2 separate regions of the Homo sapiens genome follow, and region 2 is linked to region 1. Evidence: chromatin loops called from intact Hi-C (ENCODE). Cell type or tissue: K562. All regions are shown on one strand. Links, peaks and the distances in the headings refer to the core of each region. The heading gives the core; the rest is flanking DNA.

Region 1 (10,579 bases), core at 755-8,754:
CAAACAAACAAGCAAAACAACAAAAGCAAACCAAAAAACCCACCATGCTATGTTATCTCACAGATTAATATATCCTGGCTTCTTCCACAATCCTGTACATATAGAAATAAATATACATGCTCCTTGACTTATGATGGGGTTACGTCCTGACAAACCCATCAAAAAAAATATTGTAAATCAAAAATGCATTAAATACACCTAACCTACTGAACATCATAGCATAGCATAGCTTACCTTAAACATGCTCAGAACCCTTACAGTAGCCTACAGTTGGGCAAAATCATCTAAGACAAAGCCAATTTTATAATAAAATATTGAATATCTCATATAATTTATTGACTACAGCAATGATGTAAAAAGTCAGAATGGTTGTGTGGGTACACAAAGTATAGTTTATACATAATGTTGCTGACTTTTACACCGTTGTAAAGTCAAAAAATTGTAAGCCAAACCATTATAAGTTAGGGTCTGTGTGTAAATGCTTTTTACTTGATTCATTGACTTGACAGTGCCTGTATAAGTTCATTCACACGTTGCTATAAAGAAATACCTGAGACTGGGTAACGTATAATGAAAAGAGGTTTAATTGGCTCATGGTTCTGCAGGCTGGATAGGAAGCATGGTGCTGGCATCTGCTCAGCCTCAGGAAGCTTACAATCATGGTGGAAGGTGACGAGAAGCAGGCAAGTCACATGGCTGCAGCAGGATCAAGAGGGAGAGCCAATGGGCGGTGCAACACACTTTTTAACAGCCAGATCTCACGAGAACTCAGTCACTATTATGAGAACAGCACCACGTGGAGGGTGCTAAACCATTCATGAAAAACGCATCCATGATCGAATCACCTCCCTCCAGGCCCCATCTCCAACATTGGGGATTATAATTCAACATGAGATTTGGTTGGCATACTGATCCAAACCATATCAGTGCCTAAAACAAACTTTTCCCGTAAGCATTCAAAAATGACCTTAGGCCAACTGGAACCCTGCATGGAAACTCTACCAATTGCTCTCCTTTACCTGAGATACAGGTACAGTCGAGGTTCCATGGGAACCTGTATCTCAGGCCCAGAAAGGGAAGAGAACATCATACTACAAAGCATTTACTGGTCAATTGAGTGGGTAAGAACAGTTTTTTCAATTAGAAATGTTCATGGAAAAGAGAAGAACACTTTCTTACATTTACAGAGGATTATTTTGTGTGTAGATTTCCCAATCAATATTTTAAAGATTGACTTTCCATGTCATCAGAAGAATAATTACTAGACACACTGACACCTGATGTTCAATTTTGAACCGAGATGAATTGTAAATGTCAATTAATATTGTATTGTATAGAATCACAAGCTTTCAACTTAATTCAATACATATTGAGCTTATATAAGACATAATGGAGATAAGATGGTGAAGACCCAATCTTGACATTGAGGAGATTATATTGTAAGATGATGAGGACACTCACATATATTTTTAACACAGATACAGTGTGATAAACAGAGAGGGCAGATATAAACCAAGGACTGTGGAAGGAACAATGCAGAAGAGACTTATTGGGCAAGGATGAGAGACAAAACCTTTGTTTTGTAGGCTGATTGCCTGAAACACACTTCTGAATAGTCACTCCTCACCTCAAAAACTTTCAAGAGCTTCCTATTGCCTACAAATACAGCCTCAACCCCCTCACATGGCCTTCAAGACCCTTGTCTGTTGAGCCACAATTCTTGAAGCATAGTGATATAGTTTGTATATTTGTCCCCGCCCAAATTTTATGTTAAAATGTAATCCCCAGTGTTGGAGGTGGGGCCTGGTGGGAAGTGATTGGGTCATGGGGGCAGATCCCTCATGAATGGCTTAGTGCTGTCCTCATGGTAGTGATAGTGAGTTCTCAGGAGATCAGGTCATTTAAAAGTGTGTGGCACCTCCCCCACCCCACTCTCTCCTTTTCTCACCGTGTAATGTGCCTGCCCCCACTTTGCCTTCCGCCATGAATACTAGTGCCCTGAGGTCTCCCCAGAAGCTAAGCAATTTTGGTGCTATGCTTTTACAGCTTGCAGAACTGTGGGCCAATTAAACTACTTCTTCTTTTTTTAAAATAAATTATCCAGTCTCGGGTATTTCTTTATAGCAACACAAGAAAGGCCTAATGCATGTAGGGTGATCATCTTATCCTCCTTTTCCCAAGACTTCCCCAGTTTTTGCTGACCGGAAGTTCTGCTTCCCCAGAAAACCCTTCAGTCCCAGGTAAAGCAAGACAAGTGATTGTTCTAACTACACATTTTAGTGTGTGATGAGGCCAGACTGAGCCTAGCCAGAGTAAGCCACCCTCTGTTCATTCTGACTTTGCCTTCTTTCTCACTTCTGAGCTGTCCTTCCTGCCTCATCTCCTTCCCCCAGCCCTGTATTGAAATCCTACTCATAACTCAAGAACCATTCAATGCCACCAGCACCAAGACTTGGTGACAAGATTAGCTATATTAACATTATTACTATGAATAAGAGCTAACCTTTATTGAAACTTCTGTCACATTTTAAGTGGATTTCTGTATGTAACGATCACTTCACCCTCCATCATGTACACTCTACAATTATCTCTGTTTTACAGATGTAGAAACTGAGGCTCAGAGAGAATATTATAAATTATCCAGGCCGGGTGCGGTGGCTCAAGCCTGTAATCCCAGCACTTTGGGAGGCCGAGGCGGACAGATCACGAGGTCAAGAGATCAAGACCATCCTGGCTAACGCGCCAGGCACGGTGGCTCAAGCCTATAATCCCAGCACTTTGGGAAGCTGAGGTGGGCCGGTCACCTGAGGTCAGGAGTTTCAGAGACCAGCCTGGCCAACACGGTGAAACCCCGTCTCTACTAAAAATACAAAAAATTAGCCAGGCATGCTGGTGGGCGCCTGTAGTCCCAGCTACTCGGGAGGCTGAGGCAGGAGAATGGCGTGAACCCGGGAGGCGGAGCTTGCAGTGAGCCGAGATTGCGCCACTGCACTCCAGCCTGGGCAACAGAGCGAGACTCCATCTCAAAAAAATAAACAAATGAATTATCCAAAGATATTTAAAAAGCAAGAGGTAAAGCTGAGATTTAACCCCAGATCTCCGTAACCCAAAACTTCATGCTGCTAACTGTAATAGTATATGGTACACATTGTCTCCCTTCCTAGATTCTCCTCATGTTAAATTAACACCTTTTTTTTTTTTTTTTTTAGAGATGGAGTCTTGCTCTGTCGCCCAGGCGAGAGTGTAGTGGCGTGATCTTGGCTCACTGCAACCTCCACCACCTGGGTTCAAGCGATTCTCCCGTCTCAGCTTCCTGAGTAGCTGGGATTACAGGCATGCACCACCACACCCAGCTAATTTTTGTATTTTTAGTAGAGACGGGTTTCACCATGTTGGCCAGGCTGGTCTCTGAAACTCCTGACCTCAGGTGACCCGCCCACCTCAGCCTCCCAAAGTGCTGGGATTATAGGCGTGAGCCACCGCGCCTGGCCAAATTAACACCATCTTTAAAATAAATGCCTGTTAGGCCACTTAGCACTCTACACTGCATTAAAAACTTTATACACCTGACTGACTTATTTCTGCTGCCAGACACTCAGCTCCTTGATTTCAGGAACTATGTCAAATTCATTTCTTAATCCCCCAGAGTATGAAGGAGACACAAGAATATGTGTTGCATGAGAGAACGGACATATAGACAGATAGACATTTTTAAAGTGAGCCTTTAAAGAAAGCAGCTTTAGATGGGGAGGTTACGCCAGGCAAAGTTAATAGTGATACGAATACTACTAATTGCAGCTAACATTTGGTGAATTCTTCCTCTGCACCTGACAGTACACCATCTCATTTTCATAAATTACCTGTGGAGAAAAGTCTTATTACTTTCCTAGTTTTTCAGATGGAGAAACAGAGGCTCAGAAAGGTGGCAATTTGCCTAAAATTGCATAGCTGGTAAATGGCTAAGAGGCAGTTTTCAGACCCACCTTTATCTGATTGCATAGCATAAAGCTGTGGACGCTATGCTTTACATACTGAAGAAACGGGAGAAATTCCAGGATGTGCTTGCAGAAACACCGAGTCTACCGGCTGAGAGGAAGCATAGAGGGTGCGAGGAGAGTGGGCATGAGGCTGCTCTTTATTTTACAGAACCTTCCCATTCCCTGTCTCATTCGGCAGGGGTAATAATGATAGCTAACATTTGAGTATTTTTTTGAGAAAGCACCATACAGAGCACTTTTCATGGGTCAGCAATCTCATTCACTCCTCACAACCCTTTAAATAGATGCTGTTATTAACCTCATTTTTGTAACAGAAAATGAGGCTTAATGGGCATGGGTGGATACTGAAGCTAGACTTCTTCAAAACCTCTTCTTTGAGGTTTGCAAACACTAAGGAGAGTTGATCATGGCAATAGCATCCGACCAGACATCTCCTCGGAGTCTCGCCCCCACGTGGAGCTCGAATGAAGCTCGCGGGCTGTTTCAGCTGAAACCTCTTCCTGCGGGCGCGCCAGAAAGACAGGCGCCATCTCAGAGCTTCCTGCAGGACTCAGCATCTGTAAGTAGTTCAACACTTGGCACCCCCAGCGTGTTTCTTATATTAATTTGGGGTTATATTTTGACATGTGATCTCCTAACCTGAAGAACAGGGTTGTATATTTAGGCCCCTTCAATGTGGGCTTAATTCCACCAGTTAACTAAGCTGCACTTAAAGGTTTGAAAGAGCGGTATGTGTTCAGCTCACAGCAGTTTCCCCTGTAAGGAAGAGGCCGTCGGGACGGCCTCAAGGCTTCTCTTTGACACCAGAGAGAAGGTGAAAGTGAGAGCAGCCAGGCGTTAGCGTCAACCACAGCTGTCCAGGACAGCCTGGACGCATAGGCGACTCTCCTCTGCCACCTAGCGCTGAAAAGAAAGGTCTCCTCTTTCTGACATTCTCAACAACCGTTTCTCTTGTGTGGACAAGGAATCTAGTTGTCCTTTGCAAGGGGTAATTTTGTGGTATAGAAAAGGTTATTCATCCTCGGCTGCTTTTCTCTTTTTTTGAAATTTGGAGCATCTTGATCTTTTGGAAAATGAGTTTTGATATTTTGATGTGTGGGGAAATAAAACTAAACCGAGGTGGATCTTGTATATTTATGTGAATGTGCACTTCATGGAATCAATTTCAATCTCAGAGTCGGCCCTTTGACAATATAATGCAGGTTTCTTCTCACCCGTGCTCCCTATCGTCTGGCTTTTCAGAAATTGGTCCTTTTATACAATAAGCATGAGGTTGGACAAAAATGAAGTCTGAAAGCTCCAGAGCAATTTTTGAACTGTGACGTTTAGTTTAGAAATCTAAGTTTAGTGAGCCTTTTTAGGGGAAAGATGACATGCTGTACTTCAGAACTTCCTTAGGGGAAATAAGGAGACTATTGCTCTTCCTGTTTACAGATGCAGAACAGCCCCTGACTTGCCCTTTCCATCTTACTGCAGTGCCCTTGAGCTTCTGAATGTTGTGGGTGTCACTTAAGTCTCTAAAGTCTTGTTTCCTTGACCTCCGAGCCTTGCAAAGGAAAGAGTTTATGTCTATGTAATTATTATGATGATTCGTGTTACATATTTATATTTATTTGGGAACTAAATTTTATTTATCCTAGGTGTGCTAAATCTTTAGCACACCTGAAATTTATTTGGGAAATAAATTTTATTTATTTTAGGTGCGCTAAGTTTTTAGCTCACCTAAAAATGTTATAAATGTGTTGAAACCAAATAAAAACAGCAAAAACCCTGTGTAAATCCCTACCTTTTGAATCCATTTTTCAGATAGTAATTTTAAATTGGTAAAATTAAATCACTAACTACTATAACTGTCTTCTGCACAAACCTACATGTACAGAAGCGCTAAAAAGAAGTTATCTTTGGAACTTTTAAACTCATTTTCTTGTATTGACACTAAACTCCGTGAGATATGGTGGGGCCTTTTCTTATTATCCCGTAGAGCTCAGTGGATTTGGCGTAGCTATGTGGATGACGGTTGAAACAAAAAACCATGATAGGCTATGGATCTTCTAATATTCACAAAATTTTATTGAACAACTTTGTTGAAATAGATGATTATCTGCTGTTTATCGGGGAGAAGAAAAGCTTTTCAAATTATTACATTTTGATGTTGAAGAAAAATTTTAAATCACATGCAGATGCCTGTCCAGAAAGGTTAATTTTAAAATGATAGCCTTTGCAGATTCTACTAGGGCCGGCAACAATCACAGTTTCAAGAAGAATTCAGGCAGGTTATGCTAACTACTACATAAATGGCTAAAACTGGAAATGATATTCAATCTTCTATGTCAGGGGAAACCACATTCTATTTCTTTTCCTATAGCTATATTGTTTTTGTATATTATGTGCATATAGGAATTGTGAAAACAATAATTTTAAATTTCTATGTACATTTAAAGAATTAAATTGTTTTTTAAAATCATTCAATATGGGCCAGGCGCGGTGGCTCACGCCTGTAATCCCAGCACTTTGGGAGGCCGAGGCGGGCGGATCACGAGGTCAGGAGATACAGACCATCCTGGCTGGCATGGTGAAACCCCGTCTCTACTAAAAATACAAAAAAAATTAGCCGGGCGTGGTGGCGAGCACCTGTAGTCCCAGCTACTCTGGAGGCTGAGGCAGGAGAATGGCCTGAACCCAGGAGGCGGAGTTTGCAGTGAGCTGAGATGGGGCCACTGCACTCCAGCCTGGGCAACTGAGCAAGACTCCTTCTCAAAAAAAAAAAAAAAATCATTCAATATGCTTGTATTAAAAGACAATGTTTATGAACATAAAATGTGTTTGTCTGTTTGCTCTATGGGATTATGGTACATTGACTCTATTTGTAGTATAGCCATAAAGAAACAACTTCAAAATGAATGAAGAAATGATGATGATGATGATGATGATAAAAAGTTTTTTAGATGCATGGCACTATCCCACAGTGTGTACATGTATTATCTCATTTGAATTGCACCCAATTCTATAAGGTGGTACTGTTGTTCTCTATTTCACAGACGAAGACTGAGTCTTTCTGAGTTAAGTACTTGCATATGGTCTTGAAACTCTGAAGGTCTAGAGAGAACATTCTGACCCGCACTTTCTGGCTTCTAAAGCTGTGCTATTCCACCTTCATGCGACTTTCTATTTTCACCCTGTGGTTAGTAAATGCAGTTAATTAGAGCAAGTGATAATGAGCCAGTCACTGACTGAATCCCTAAGTAGTTTTTTAAATTTCTGTTTTCATGAGTTTATCAAGATACAGAGTTTTATGCTTTTCTTGAAAGAATTAATTAAGACCTGGCAACACTGGTGCTGAATTTCCTCAGGCAACAATCAGCTCCCTGGATTAGATGGGGCTGTGCTCTCCAGTTCATAGAAGTCCTCACTGTCTTCAGCTGTCTTACCTCCTTGGTCCCTGTTGTCGCTTGCTTTGGGACTCCTGCTTTATTTAAAGACCTGCAGAAAAGTAAGTTAATTTAGCAGCAAAGAACTATGAATTGGAAGTCTCCAATGTGTTAACATTTGGTATATAACACGTTTAGTTGTTTGTGTGGTTTATTGCTTTGTTGTCTTTAAAACAGTTAAAAGGATATAGAATAAGATATTTTAAAAGTTTGCATGGAATGCTGAAAACAGATGCATGAACCCTAAAACATGGATTCAAAATTTTGAAATAAATAATAAAGTTCTCCCTCACACCCCTCAGTAAAGCAGATATTCTCAAGTGTTTTGTTTGCATGCAATTTCCAGAAGAAATAGAGAAACACAAGATTGTATGCACAGGTGCAGACCCCAACTCACCCAGCTACCCCTAGACTTTTCCCACACCTTAAGAGCCACCCCCACATCTGAACCACAGACTGAGCCCCGGTCCTGACTCTGATATTGACTTGAAATAGAACCTTAAGTCTCCCAACTTTTCTCATTAATATAATAAGGGAATTGGTCTAAGTTACTTTTTTTTAAGTCTCCTTCTTGCTCCAAGATCCTATTATTCTGAAGTTACACTATCTGTTCTCTTTCTTTACATCTCAAGAAGAAAAGGTAGCAGAATCCTCTTTCTTATCAGAATTTTAGATCACAAGCAAAAATCCTAAACCTTCTTCCAAGGAAAGTCAGATTAAATTGAAATATAACAAATTAAAGTGCTCAGAGTTAAGCCTATAGGGTTTAAATGAGCACCAGCAGTACCTGAAGAAATATAAGGAATAGGGTTGTCATGGTCCATAATGTTACCCACAAGATTAAGTCTTCTACTTAACGTCTTAAAAATATAGTTGAAAGAAAACTCTGGAAAATTTTGAATATACATGAACCTTCTAATGAAGATTAACATTTTGTTTTACCCAACAACCCTAGTAAGCAAAAAAAAAAAAAAGTTGTTGTAAACTACTTGTAATTTCCTTAACTGTATTAGCTTTGTTCAAATTTAAATTGATTGCATAGACCTAAATAATTTTAATTTCATAAACTTGATTTTCTTATACTTAAGAGGAAAAAGTGCAGAATATATTTGCTTTATTCTTAGCTTTCTGTGGGTTTTGTTGTTTTGAATATAAAATCTCATTGTCCCTAAGATAATGAAAATATTATTCTTTTAAAAAAAATGCTTTCTATTGTGAGAAAATTGGATGAACATCCAGAATAGATTAGGAACTTGATAACAAAATTCAATATATACTTATTCTCAGTATAGATAACCCTTTCATTAACTAAGAAAATTATTTTAGCTTTAGCTTTCAACTGAATTTTTATTACATTTTCTTAAATTTAATAGAGGAAAAGAGCTTTTCACTGCCAAGTTTTTGTTATCTTGTTTTATATTAATGGAAAATAAGGGATAGGGAATGCAAATAAGGGAGAAAAAAGGAATTATTTGAATACCTATTAATTGTCAGGCCTCCTCCAGACATCATCCCAGGTAATGGTAAGTATGGTAGGTATCACAGTCCCTATTTTGCTGAAATGAGGAGACCAAAATGTGATCACTACCTCACATCTAGGCAGGATCTGATTTTAGGTTTGCATGTTTCTAAAGCTTGAGAGCTTTCTATTTTATCATCGTGTATATAGGAAATATATTTCTGCCTGTGCACTGTGGCTCACGCCTGTAATCCCAGCACTTTGGGAGGCTGAGGCAGGCAGATCACTTGAGCCCAGGAGTTTGAGACCAGCCTGGGCAACATGGTGAAACCCCATCTTTACTAAAAATACAAAAATTAGCTAGGTAGGGTTGTGTGCGCCTGTAATCCCAGCTACTTGAGAGGCTGAGGCAGAAAAATCACTTGAACCCAGGAGGCGGAGGTTGCAGTGAGCCAAGATCGCGCCACTGCACTCCAGCCTGACAACAGAGCGAGACTTCCATCTCAAAAAAAAAAAAGAAAGAAAGAAAGAAAAAAAAAAAGAAAAGAAAAGATTTCCGTGCAAGTATTGTTTCCTACTTGTCTTCCCTGTTAGACTGTAAGCCCTGTGAGAGCAGAGATTGAATTTGCCCTGTTGGCTACTCTGCTCTCTGTCCTAGCAGGTTTCTTGGATACTAACTACTCCAGAAATATGACCTGCGTGAACAAACCAATGAAATAATGAACTAGAAACATAAATAATTGAAACTAGATACAATGAAATGGAAACTTATTTCACTTTCCATGTTTTGAAACACTTATTTTCAGGCTACTAAAGAGGATGGTTGGAGAAGTTTGGTGTTAAGTTCAAGACTGATGTTAGTGAATATACTGAAAGGAATATGTGACTTGTGACTTGCATTTAAAATAATTATCTTACTTTTAGATCCTTTATTGTGAAAGTGGAAAACACATGTTACAACATCTATTTAAAAGAATTGCAAATAAGATATTTTGAACCACAGTCTGTTCTAGATGGATGTCAAGTAAACTCCTAATAAAGTAATTTGCAATAGACTGTCTTCCCAAAATAGAGCATTAACTACATGATGACAGTTTTGTTTGCATTATCCCGAAAAACAAAGTCTCCAGTTTAGTCTTAGCGATCAAAATCAGCAACCAGTGATTACTCCCTGTCTTGAACACATTTATTTTAAAATCTTTGCACATATGCCAATGCCTTAGAGTCAGAAACTGTTCTTTACACAAAGGTTCTTGAACTGTCTTTGGATAAAACACTTTCACATCTTCTTTTATATATTCCAAGCTCATTCATTTTATGGTAATTAGCTTGGGGACTTCGTGTCTCAGTAAAAGTATGCCTTTTTTATACTTGGTTACTTTTAAGAAAAAAAAGTCTTGAAATGAACTACTTAAATATATGCAAGTTAAAATAATCCTCCTGTACTCTTTACTGATTAAGTGCAGAATAACTTTACAAATGATTACTTTGAAGTTCTTTTGTAAATAGAACTTATTTTGTGATCAACAGCATTCCCTTGTTCTAACTTTTAGACCATTGACCACAAACTTCTGAAATAGACAATTCAGTCTTTTCTGAGAATTGTTGATTTCTATTTCATGCTTAATCAGTGGAAAAACAGTACTGAATTTCAAATATAATATCCTTCTGTTACCACTTAATGTCTTCATTTG
Region 2 (10,579 bases), core at 1,487-9,486, 390 kb before region 1:
CATATTTTTTCAAAAACCACAGTCATGCTTTCTGTTTAAAATGTGAAGATTGTAAAATTGTAAAAGATGAAATAAAAATCTCTCAGAACTTTACTACTGCTGTTCACATCTTGGTATGCTTTCTTTCATTGATTTTTCAATGCCTAGATAGAGAGATGGATAGATTTGTTTTATTATTTAAGATTGCACTATGTGTAGCCTTATATAATTTTTCTTTTAAGACTGTATGACGGGCGTTTTTCTAGCCACCATCACCTATTCTCTGATTATCTTCTGAAAGCAGAAACCCACAAATACAGGGGAGATGAAAATCCTGGCAGTCAGACATCAAACATGCTCTCTACTTGAATAGTGCTGTTAAGAAATGTATTAGTGTATAGTGGTACAATTTGAGAATAAACATTTCCAGGAATGAATAAAACTTTGCTTTAATAACTATGGAGGTTCTAACCAACCCCCAAATTATCAGATGTCTGTGAATTTCTGGACCCTTTGAGAAGAGTGAGCTATAATTTTTCTCTATCCAAAGATTTATACCAATGGATACTATTTCAGGGTTCTTTTGGTTATTTTATTTTTTGGTTGAGCAAGAAATGCTCAAATTTATTGCATGTCTTTATTTGGGTTTGGTTGGAAGTAGAACCTAAAATAGGAATTTTCCTGCAAGTGATTTATTGAGGTCAAGTTCTCAGGAGAAACATAAAGCAAGATGAGGGCATAGATTAGTGCAGGGAAAGGAACCTGGCAAAGATGTGGTTTTAGAAGTCAAGCCTAGGCCCCATCTCACGGGGAGCTCTAGAGCATAAATTACACCACGGAGGTTATCTCACTCAGAGGCAAGCAGGCTGGACTACTCCATAGCTGCATCTATGAGTCACTGATTACAGGCTTCCTGTGGGGGAGAGGGCTTATTTGTGTACCTCTCAGGTATCTTTGAATGAGGCAGCTCCAGTTACTCAAAGCATACTTCTCGAGAAGGCTACAAATGTAACTCATCAGTCATCACACACAAAAGGTGGAGGATACGACTTACATCTTCATTCAATAAAAATTGGTGCCTGTCACTGCATTAGGTAGCGTGTACCTAATACACTATATTATCTGCTGCGTTAGGATACAGTGGCGACCCAGATAACAGTTGCAGCCTCTAAACTCATGGACTTTGCAATTTCATGGAGGAGACCAGCTTAACTATCACACACACACAAAAAAATTAGATTATCATTCATTAACAGAGACATCAGTAAAAAGTTCTCTGATATAAAGTAACACAAATACATGAAAATATATTGCAATTTTAAAGAAAGCCCACTTACTCTGGATTGGAAGGAAAAGCTTGCCTAAGGAAGCTACTTTTGAGCTAAGAACTGATGAATAAATGTATTTCAGCTAAGGAGCTGGCCAACGTAAGGGGCCAGGGGAGACGCATAAGAGACAGCTCCAGGCAGAGGGAGAACAGCATGTGCAAGGATCCTGTCCTGGGGTACATGAAAAGTTCTCTTAAATAGATAAGTCTAATGTTGCTGGAGTGGGTGTGGAGAGCAACAGGGAAGTGTTGGAAAGTATATCAGATTGATAGCCACAAGAATGCTGTATAACAAATCATCTCAAAACTCAGTGGTTTGTAACAATAAGCATTTATTTTGCTTATGAGTCTGGGAGTCAGTTATTTAGGACAAGCACAACTGGGCAATTTTTCCTGTTGGTTTGGCTTATTCACATGTCTGGGAACCAGCTGGCTGATGGTTGATCTAGGTTGGCTTTGGCTGGAACACCTGGGCAGCTTGGCTCTGTTCTGTATGTCTCATCCTTCAGCAGCCTAGCCAGGGCATGTTCCCCTCACCATCCCAGAGGAGCAAGAGCAAAACCAAATACATGCAAGCACTTTCTAGACATCTGTTAGTATCACAACCACTAAAATTCTATTAGCCAAAGCAAGTCACATGGCCAAACTCTAAATCAAGATACCCCAAATATACTCTACCTCTTTGTAGGAGTTGCTTAAAACCCCATGGCAAAAAAGCAAGGATACAGGAAAGGATGAAGAATTGGGCCGTTAATGCAATCTATCTAATAATAGAGAAGTGGGCAGGGGCCAGGCCATTTTAGTCGCTGCAGGCTGTACCAAAGTTGCCAAGGCTCACACAATGGCCCATTTTCAAGTCGAGGGTAGAAATCTGTCTCGTCTGTCTCCTGAGCCCTGCCCTAGAAAACAACCCATCCCACCAGTAGCATCAGTTTCCTTTTTTAACTACAGGCTGCAGTTGTATTCCACATAACCCACATCTTGAGACATCTGTAAGTGGTGTGCTCATGATTCACAGTTTCTATTTCCCTTCTCATGCTGCTAGACTTTGTATTTAATGTACATTTTGTATTCCTGTGAGAAACTCAACGTGATTTATACTCTATGCATTAACTAAGCTGTCAACTACTCCTTTGATATAGTTACACATCACAATAGATGGTGGAGAACTCTATAATAGAAAAGTATAATTACCATTTATAGGTGCAGCCCAAAAAGGCACCAAAAGACTCTTGAGTGATTTTTTTTTTTTTCCGGCATCTCAGAACAAGCCTAAGATTGAACAGTTGGACCCAAGAATCCAGACTTCTGGTCTAGTCTCTATTATAGTCACTCTATTATCTGTTTTATAAGAAAATTTTGTGCATGGTTGCTATTTCTATCTGGACGTAGGACACTTACTTGTTTCATCTGCCTTATCCAAATGTCAGCAATCCAAGAAGACGATGACGTTGTTTTCCCAATAAACGAGAGAGAGACAGGGAAAAAAGTTCAGTCCTCAAAGCATATTCCTCCAGTGGGAGAAGAATCAGTAACACGATGTTTCCATTAAGGAATAGGAGTAACAGGATCTTAGGAATACCATACTGTTGTTGTTCATCTAAATATATTGCAAGAAAAAACTCATTACAAGAATCTCACTCCAATTTCAGGTACTTTTATGGAAAAAAAAGGAAGTTATATGCACATAAAACAAGAAACAGGAAATTCAAATGAGAATATAACTGGTATCCAAGAGAACGTCGCCCACCAAAATCTGAGTAAGTGTGCCATCAGCATTTTTTTATGTTAAAGATTTACTTTGCTAAGATACTTGCTGAGATTACTTTTCCAAATTAATGAATATCATCACAAAATTATTTTTTTACATTTGGGTTCAGCTGCATGCTAATGGAAATGGAAAATGGAAGGGCATGGCTTATAGCTGTTCATTCACCAAAAATATTTTAGAATTGTGTCCAGGTAGGTAATGTATGCAAGAAGTGTTCTTGTTTAATAAAGGCATTTGAAGAGTTATGAGGATGAAGGGTATGTATAATCGATAACTATGTTCAGATTGCCAAGAGCTTTGGCTCCTTAAATGGGTGGGGAATGAGCCATTGGTCCTTTCCCTTTGGATAGCTTCTGTCACATCACTTGTTAATCCTCCTTATTGTTCAGCACCTCCATCAGAGTTCAGAACGTTCTATATAACAGCCTCTCTTCATTCATGACTCCTGTACCATATTAGCCATCCATGAGAGAAGGCCTCTCAGATTATTCCACTCCAGTTGGAAAAACTTTGCTTCTCTATTTATAATCTGTTTATAAAACAAAATTAAGAAACTGGTTCCAGAATGTTATATCCGTTAGAATGCATTTGGCTCCAAGTCATAGAATATTCTTATAAGAGCTAATTAAACATAAATACTGTATTATCTCACATAACAGGAATCTGAAAATAGGGCGGTTCTAGGGTTGGTTCTTCAGGGGCTCAGTAATGTTCTTGTTAACTTCTCTTATTCCCTTGGTTTTGCCCTCATGATCCAATGTGGTTGCCACAGTACCAACCATCACATCTTCAGACAACAACATCCAAAATCAGGAAGGGGCAGTTTCTTGTCTTCTGACCTTTCCTAAAAGCAAATAATACTTTTCAAGAAGAGTTCTAGCAAAATTTCTCCTTTTTTCTCATTGTCCTTTTCACAAGAATTGTCATATGCCTGCTCCTACCTCAGTCATCAACAAGCAGAATGTAATTACCTTGATTCTCAGACTATTGCATTTTTAGTATCTGTGGTGTATCTTTCTCCTTTTCTCTTGCTGTTATTGTTTATTTATGCCTATTCTTAAAAAATTAGTCTTGCTACAGCCTTTTCTGTTTCTCAGAGAACCAAGCTGTGGTCACGTTCATTCGCCCCAGTGTATTATAGTTTTCTATTTTATGTATTTCTTGATTATGTTTGTTATTTTTTCTTCTGATTATTTTGAGTTACTCTTTCTAAATTCTTTGTCTAGATCTTTAAATACTTAACTCATTTATATTTAGTCTTTCTTGATATTGAATAGATCCATTTAAACTTACCTGTAAATATTTTATCTGCATCTCACTAATTTTGCAGTTTCAGCTGTCTTTTCATTGGTGTTCTATCCTAAATACTTTGTAATTCTCTCACTGTTATTTTCCTTTGGATTATGTTATTTAGGAGTGAATGTTCTAGAGTTCTAAATATATGATCTTTTATCTATCTTTTAATTTTTAATTTCTGGTTTAATTTCATTACAGTGAGATAACATAGTCGCTATGATATTGAAACTTTGAGATGTGTTGACATTTGATTATGATACAGTTAATTACTGTAAATGGCATCTTTGTACTTGAAAAGAACATAGAGGTACAAATTTTATTATAGTTCATTACATCAAACATGTTCATTCTGTTTTCAAATCTTTTCTACTATTATTAAGTTAATAAACTTAATAGAGTTGTGTTAAAAGTTCCCAGTTTCAATATGATTGTGTGTGTGTGTGTGTGTGTGTAGAGAGAGAGAGAATGCTGTTAGATGTGCATAAATTAATTATTATTATATATCTTAGGAAGTTATTTTTGTATCATTAGTAGTATTCTTCTTTAACCCTGTAATAATTTGGATTTAGGTTCTGTTTTATCTGATGTTATATTAGAACCCTAGATATTTGGGGATTACAATTTTACTGGCATATATTTTTTAGTTCCTTTCTTTTAATCTTTCTGCATTTTGTTGTAGTTTTTTAAGAAACATATAGCTGGACTCTGTGCACTTTACTCATTTAAAAAATCTATATCTTTTAAAAAATAAACTTAATTTCTTTATGTTTGTTGTGATTATTGGTTTATTTGTATTTCTTTCTACAATTTTTTGTTTCTTCTGTTTATCATTCATTTTTGTTTCTTATTGCTCCTTTTCAGTTGAAAAAGATATACACATACAAACATATGGTATTACTGGACTGTAAGCTGTTGCTGTAATGAGATAAGACTGGTGGGAACTTTGAGAGGGGTAAATACATGTTGCATCTGGGAGGAATGTAAATCATTGGGGATTCAAAGGACAGACTGTGGTTGGCAGATTCTAAGATGGCCCCTAAAATTCCCACCTTCTTGTATAATCTTCCCTGGAGTGTGGGCAGGACTGGTGCATATGATGGGACAGCACTCCAGTGCTTAGGTTACATTGTGCAGCCAAGGGGAAGGGATTTTGAAGATGCGATTTAAGTCTCTAATCAGTTAACTTAATGAAGAGGGAAGTTATCCTGGTTGGGCCTGATCTAATTATGGGAGCCCTTCAAATGAAGGTTTAGAGATCAGAAACAGGAGTCTGAGAGATTCTCCTGCTGACCTCAAAGAAACAGTCATTTTGTGAACTGCCTATAGAGGGAGTCAGGTGACAACGACGTGGAAATACCTCCTGGGAGCTGAGAGCAGCGTCTCGCCAACACTTGCAGGAATTCTGGGATTCCAGGCCTACAGCTGCAAGGACCTGAATTCAGCCAACAACCTTAGGAAGCTTGGAAGTAGATTTTTCCCTAAGAGAGCCTTCACTTGAGGACACAGCTAGGCCTACCCTTTGATTGCAGCCTGGTGAGACACTGAACAGAGAAGACCCAGCCAGCCTGTGCCCATACTCCTGACCCACAGAAACTCTGAGATAATGTATGTATTTTTATAAGTAGCTAAATTTGTGATAATTTGTTGTACAGATGTAGAAAACAAATACAGAAAGCATATATTGTATTGTTTACTTTTAGTGGCAACCCTGAATTTTTTTCACCTACCTATTTAACTATAAATATTTTAAACAAATCTATTTTTAATCATTTCTATCCTCCTACTTATCACAATTTAATTAACCAAATTGCTCCCTTTCCCCATCTTGTTTTTTTTCTCTAAACACAGTGTTGTTTAACACACACCCAAAATAGTCAATACTTCATTAAATTTGCTGACATATTTCATCAGTTTCTTTACTCATCATTATTTCTTTTCTCCCAAGTCTATGTGTTGTAATCTATTATGTTCATGGTTTTACTCATTTTTGTCTTTAAATACCTGAAACATTTATTTTAAAGCCATTGTCAGTTTCCTTTATAAAATAGATTTTTTCAGGAATAAATTCTGCTGCAGATGAATCAGTATTTAATTTACTTTTGTTTATTGTTCTTATTTTCTTTTCTCTCCTTCCCTCTTTTCCCTCCTCTTGCTCCCTCTTTCAGTTGTCTACATTCAGCAGCTGGACCCTGAGTCCTTATAATGTCACCTTGAGGTTCCTGCTCCACTGGGATATCAGTATAAATCACTGTGAGTTTTTCACAGGAATGCAAAATGTACATTCAATAAAAGTGTAGCGGTATGGGAAGGGAAATAGAAACTGAATTATGAACACGGCACTTACAGGCGCCTTAAGATGGGAGTGTGTGGAAAACAACTGCAGCCTGTAGTTGAAAAAGGAAAATGGTGCTGCCAATGGGATGGAAAAGTTTCTCCCCAGACACTGGATCCCTGTCACTCCTGATTCCAGTTGCCTCGCTTGTGTGCCTTTCCTTTGGTCCTTGTTGACACATAGAAGCCTAGCTCTTGGTAGCCACTGCCTATTTCGGAAACAGAGTCCAACAGGCCTCCATTTTCAGCTCCTTTTATGACTTTGTATTTCTGTTCAGTTTTTGGTTCCAGATAGATTTATCTTATTTTTTAGCCTCCACATATGTTATTACTTTTCTCTTTTAAGGTTCTGCCTACCCTTATTATTTGCTTAGAGGAGAGGATGTGCACCAGTGTTTGAATCTAAGGTGCCAATGTCTTGCCCAGAAGTCTCCTAGACATTTTATATACATTATCTCATTTAATCCTCCTTGCTATTCTTTGAGCTAGGCATTACAATTACCACTTTACCATGAAGAAACTGAGGCTCAATGATGTTAACCAGCTTTCCTAAGATCACACAGAGATCGAAAACCCAGAATTAGAACATAAATGTTTATGATTCCAGAGCATAAGATCCAGATTTCTGAATCTTATCAGGAAGGAGATATTGAAGACACCAATAAGAAGAGAGTGAAAAACTGATAGAAGAACATCTTGGGTCAGGCGCAGTGGCTCATGCCTGTAATCCCAGCACTATGGGAGGCCAAGGCGGGTGGATCACCTGAGATCAAGAGTTCGAGACCAGCCTGGCCAACATGGCGAAACCCCATCTCTACTAAAAATACAAAAATTAGCCAGGCGTGGTGGCATATGCCTGTAATCTCAGCTACCCAGGTGGCTGAGGCAGGAGAATCCCTGGAACCCGGGAGGCAGAGGAGGCAGAGGCTGCAGTGAGCCGAGATCGCACCACTGCACTTCAGCCTGGGTGACATAGCAAGACTCCATCTCAAAAAAAAAAAAAAAGAACAACATCTTGGAGGCTATGATGAGAAGAGTGTCCCAGCCTGGGCAACGTGGCAAAACCCCATCTTTACTAAAAATACAAAAAAATAGCTGGGTATGATGGTGAGCACCTGTGGTCCCAGCTACTCGGGAGGCTGAGGTGGGAGGATCACTTGAGTCAGGAGGTCAAGGCTGCAGTGAGCCGAGATTGCACCACTGCACTCCAGCCTGGAGGACAGAGTAAGAACCTGTCTCAAATACATAGATACATACGTACATACATACATACATACATACATACGTAAAGTGTCTGTGAGGTGAAGGGCCATAGCCTAAAGGAAAGATGTATCTTTTTTATAGACAGAAGAGGTGGAAGAGAGAACAGGTAATAGTACAGAGATATCCTGAGGAAGAACAAACATTGGCCAGGAAACAGGTCAATATGTAAATTGTCGAATTAGAAGTTGAAACATTCCACTCAGACAGGGCGGGGCCAGAAATATGAGAGGTGAAAAACAATCACTGTGAGAGATTTGACAAGGAATCTTGAAAGAGAATTATTAATCTAATTCAACTTGGTAAGTTAAACGAATCTGAAAAACCCAATGTGGAAATTTGGACTCAGGAAACGTCATTTTTCTACTGTTCCTTCTCTCTAATGCTTCGAGCAGGTAGGTGGGGGCAGTTTTTGCCAGGTTAGACACTATTGCTGTGGTTTTATTTGTCTACATTGCAACCATTGTCAAATAATTATATGTTACGTATCTACAATTACACATTTCCTTCTATCCTTGGTTTCCTATATTGCCTAATAATATTTGCCAGAGCTGGGGTGACTACATACCTTAGTTTGACTTGGATGGCCTTAGTTCACATCTTTTGCCCCCATGTAACTATTAATGGCACCCTCTGTTATTCTGAAGTGTCCCGATATGTATGTCAAATTATATGGTCACCCTAATAATAGCTAGTTAATCATGTTTCTCTTCTGGATCTGTACATGCCTAATCTTATTTCACGTTCGCATCTACCCTATGAGGTAAATTATATTACTGCCCCCATTATTCAATGTATTATTTCAGTCATTCAATATTTATTAATTGACTACCATATTCAAGGCAGTGTGTTAAATGTTGGTGATAAAATATTAGCTCAGTAGATAAGGTCCTTACCCTTATGTGGCTTGCAACTGAGTAGTAATAAAGAAACAGATTTCGAGAAGTTGTTGCTTGATCAAGATCACATCGTTTGTGAGAACACAAGGTTTTAACCCAGTTCAGAATGACATCAAAGCCTAAGTTTTAACCACAACTTCTTTTGTATTTCTGGTAATGATAAATATTTTTAATTACACATTGTTGGATGCTCTAGGTAGCTATATTAGCCATATAAATACTGAAAATATCAACATGTATCAAATTTTAACAGCTGATTAAAATATCTCATATAATAATGTGTTATAGTAAAAATATTTGCTAGCAAATTTTTATTCAATATACATTCCCATTTAATCTAATCATCATTGTATTAAAAGATTAAGAAGGACTAAACCAAAAAGGTCCACATTAAAAAGACTGCATCTGGTATGACGACTACTGGCCAAAGGCATTAGAGATCTTTGTACAGGAGTTTTGTCAACAATGATTTTTTTTCTTCTCTAAAAACAAGTGCATCTGATTTTCTATAGCAGAGAACATGCAAAGGTAGCCCTTTATGGTCTTGTCATTTTACAAAATTGCCCCTTTAAAAATGATAAAAATTACAATATTCAGAATATCCACCAACAACTTAAAAATGTTATTGATTGGACTGAATACAGAAACAAGTAAAAAGTAAAACTGTCCCTTTGATAGAGGAAAATTTGTTTCTCAGTATTTATTAATTTTGAATCAGAAGAATGATGATAACATGGTGGGGTTAATATGAATAGAGGCTGTATTAATATCTCTTTCTAAGAAAGAATGGTGACTTTTTGAAGAAGGCCTGAATTGGAAAGGTAAATGAGAACACTAGTCAATGACCCCCATATTCAGGAATTAACCAGTGGTGAAGTGTCATTTAATAGCCTCATAAAAGCATTTTTTAATGCTCTTCCAAGTAGATAACAAGGTACAGTTCATCTCAACTAATTTTATGACATTGTGCTATTATTTATTACATGGGCATTTTTTGCTGTTATGTTATTCTACCAATTGACTAAAATAAATAAATGGCTGGAAATGGTTCAAGCTTAAAAGTAGTGATGAAACAAGTAAAATGATTTACTTTTTATTATTTACTTTAGCTTAAGATGAAATTGTAAGCATAAAGACTAAATCCAAATCTGTGTTTCCTAGGACATACAAAGTTAGGTGGAAGTCAACAAAACAGCAAAATATGTCTAAAAAGTATAATGATGAACATCTAAAAGTTGGATTGTATGGGACCTATAGATAGTCCAATTCTCAGAGCCTTATCAACTTTTAAAATTCAATAATGTTGTAAAATATTTATGTTTTTTATCTTCTTCAAATTTTAACTGGTAAACTAATTGTTTTTTCTCAGAATGGGAAATGCAAAATAAAGTTTCCAATACAAAATTGATGAATTGTTTTGATAAGGACAGAGAAGGGAACAAAACAAAAGCATCATGCAGGGTTGCATCCTCAGGGCAAAGGTAGCAGAATTAGCAACATACTTGGAGAGAAAGCCGAGTGACCCTTCAGCAAATTTCCTTCATCAGGTGATGCTGATGGTCATTATATAATGCAAGTGGCATCAGGGAGAAGAAAGCACGTTGTGTGAGTACGCAGGTGCTTTGCATCACAATTGGATACCATGTCAAAGTTTCTTAGCCTATGCATGGCATAACTAAGAGAGGGAGGTGCTAGATGAGTTTCTGTTTTCTTTAC

Evidence for each region. Peaks named below come from ENCODE experiments on the same cell type or tissue, not always from the same donor. Only the 100,000 strongest peaks of a DNase experiment are listed, where the experiment ranks them.
Region 2: a loop joins it to region 1, with 7 times the contacts of the local background. A loop is called at or near these places in 8 of 110 quality-filtered maps.

The regions. Positions count from the first base shown.
Region 1 is chr3:66,966,323-66,976,901 of GRCh38, reverse strand. LOC105377144 (a long non-coding RNA gene) reads left to right here and starts at 4,484. Exons shown (of 4, transcript XR_940939.2): 1 at 4,484-4,557. In K562, for the core only: CTCF peaks have their summits at 4,449 and 4,896 (motif pointing left); DNase peaks (open chromatin) are centred at 4,461 and 4,861; H3K4me3 peaks cover 189 bases.
Region 2 is chr3:67,353,148-67,363,726 of GRCh38, reverse strand. It overlaps a transcript of SUCLG2 not described here. Among named protein-coding and RNA genes, the nearest start is that of MIR4272, 130 kb to the right of the region's middle. In K562, for the core only: a CTCF peak has its summit at 5,698; no DNase peak of the experiment used is centred there.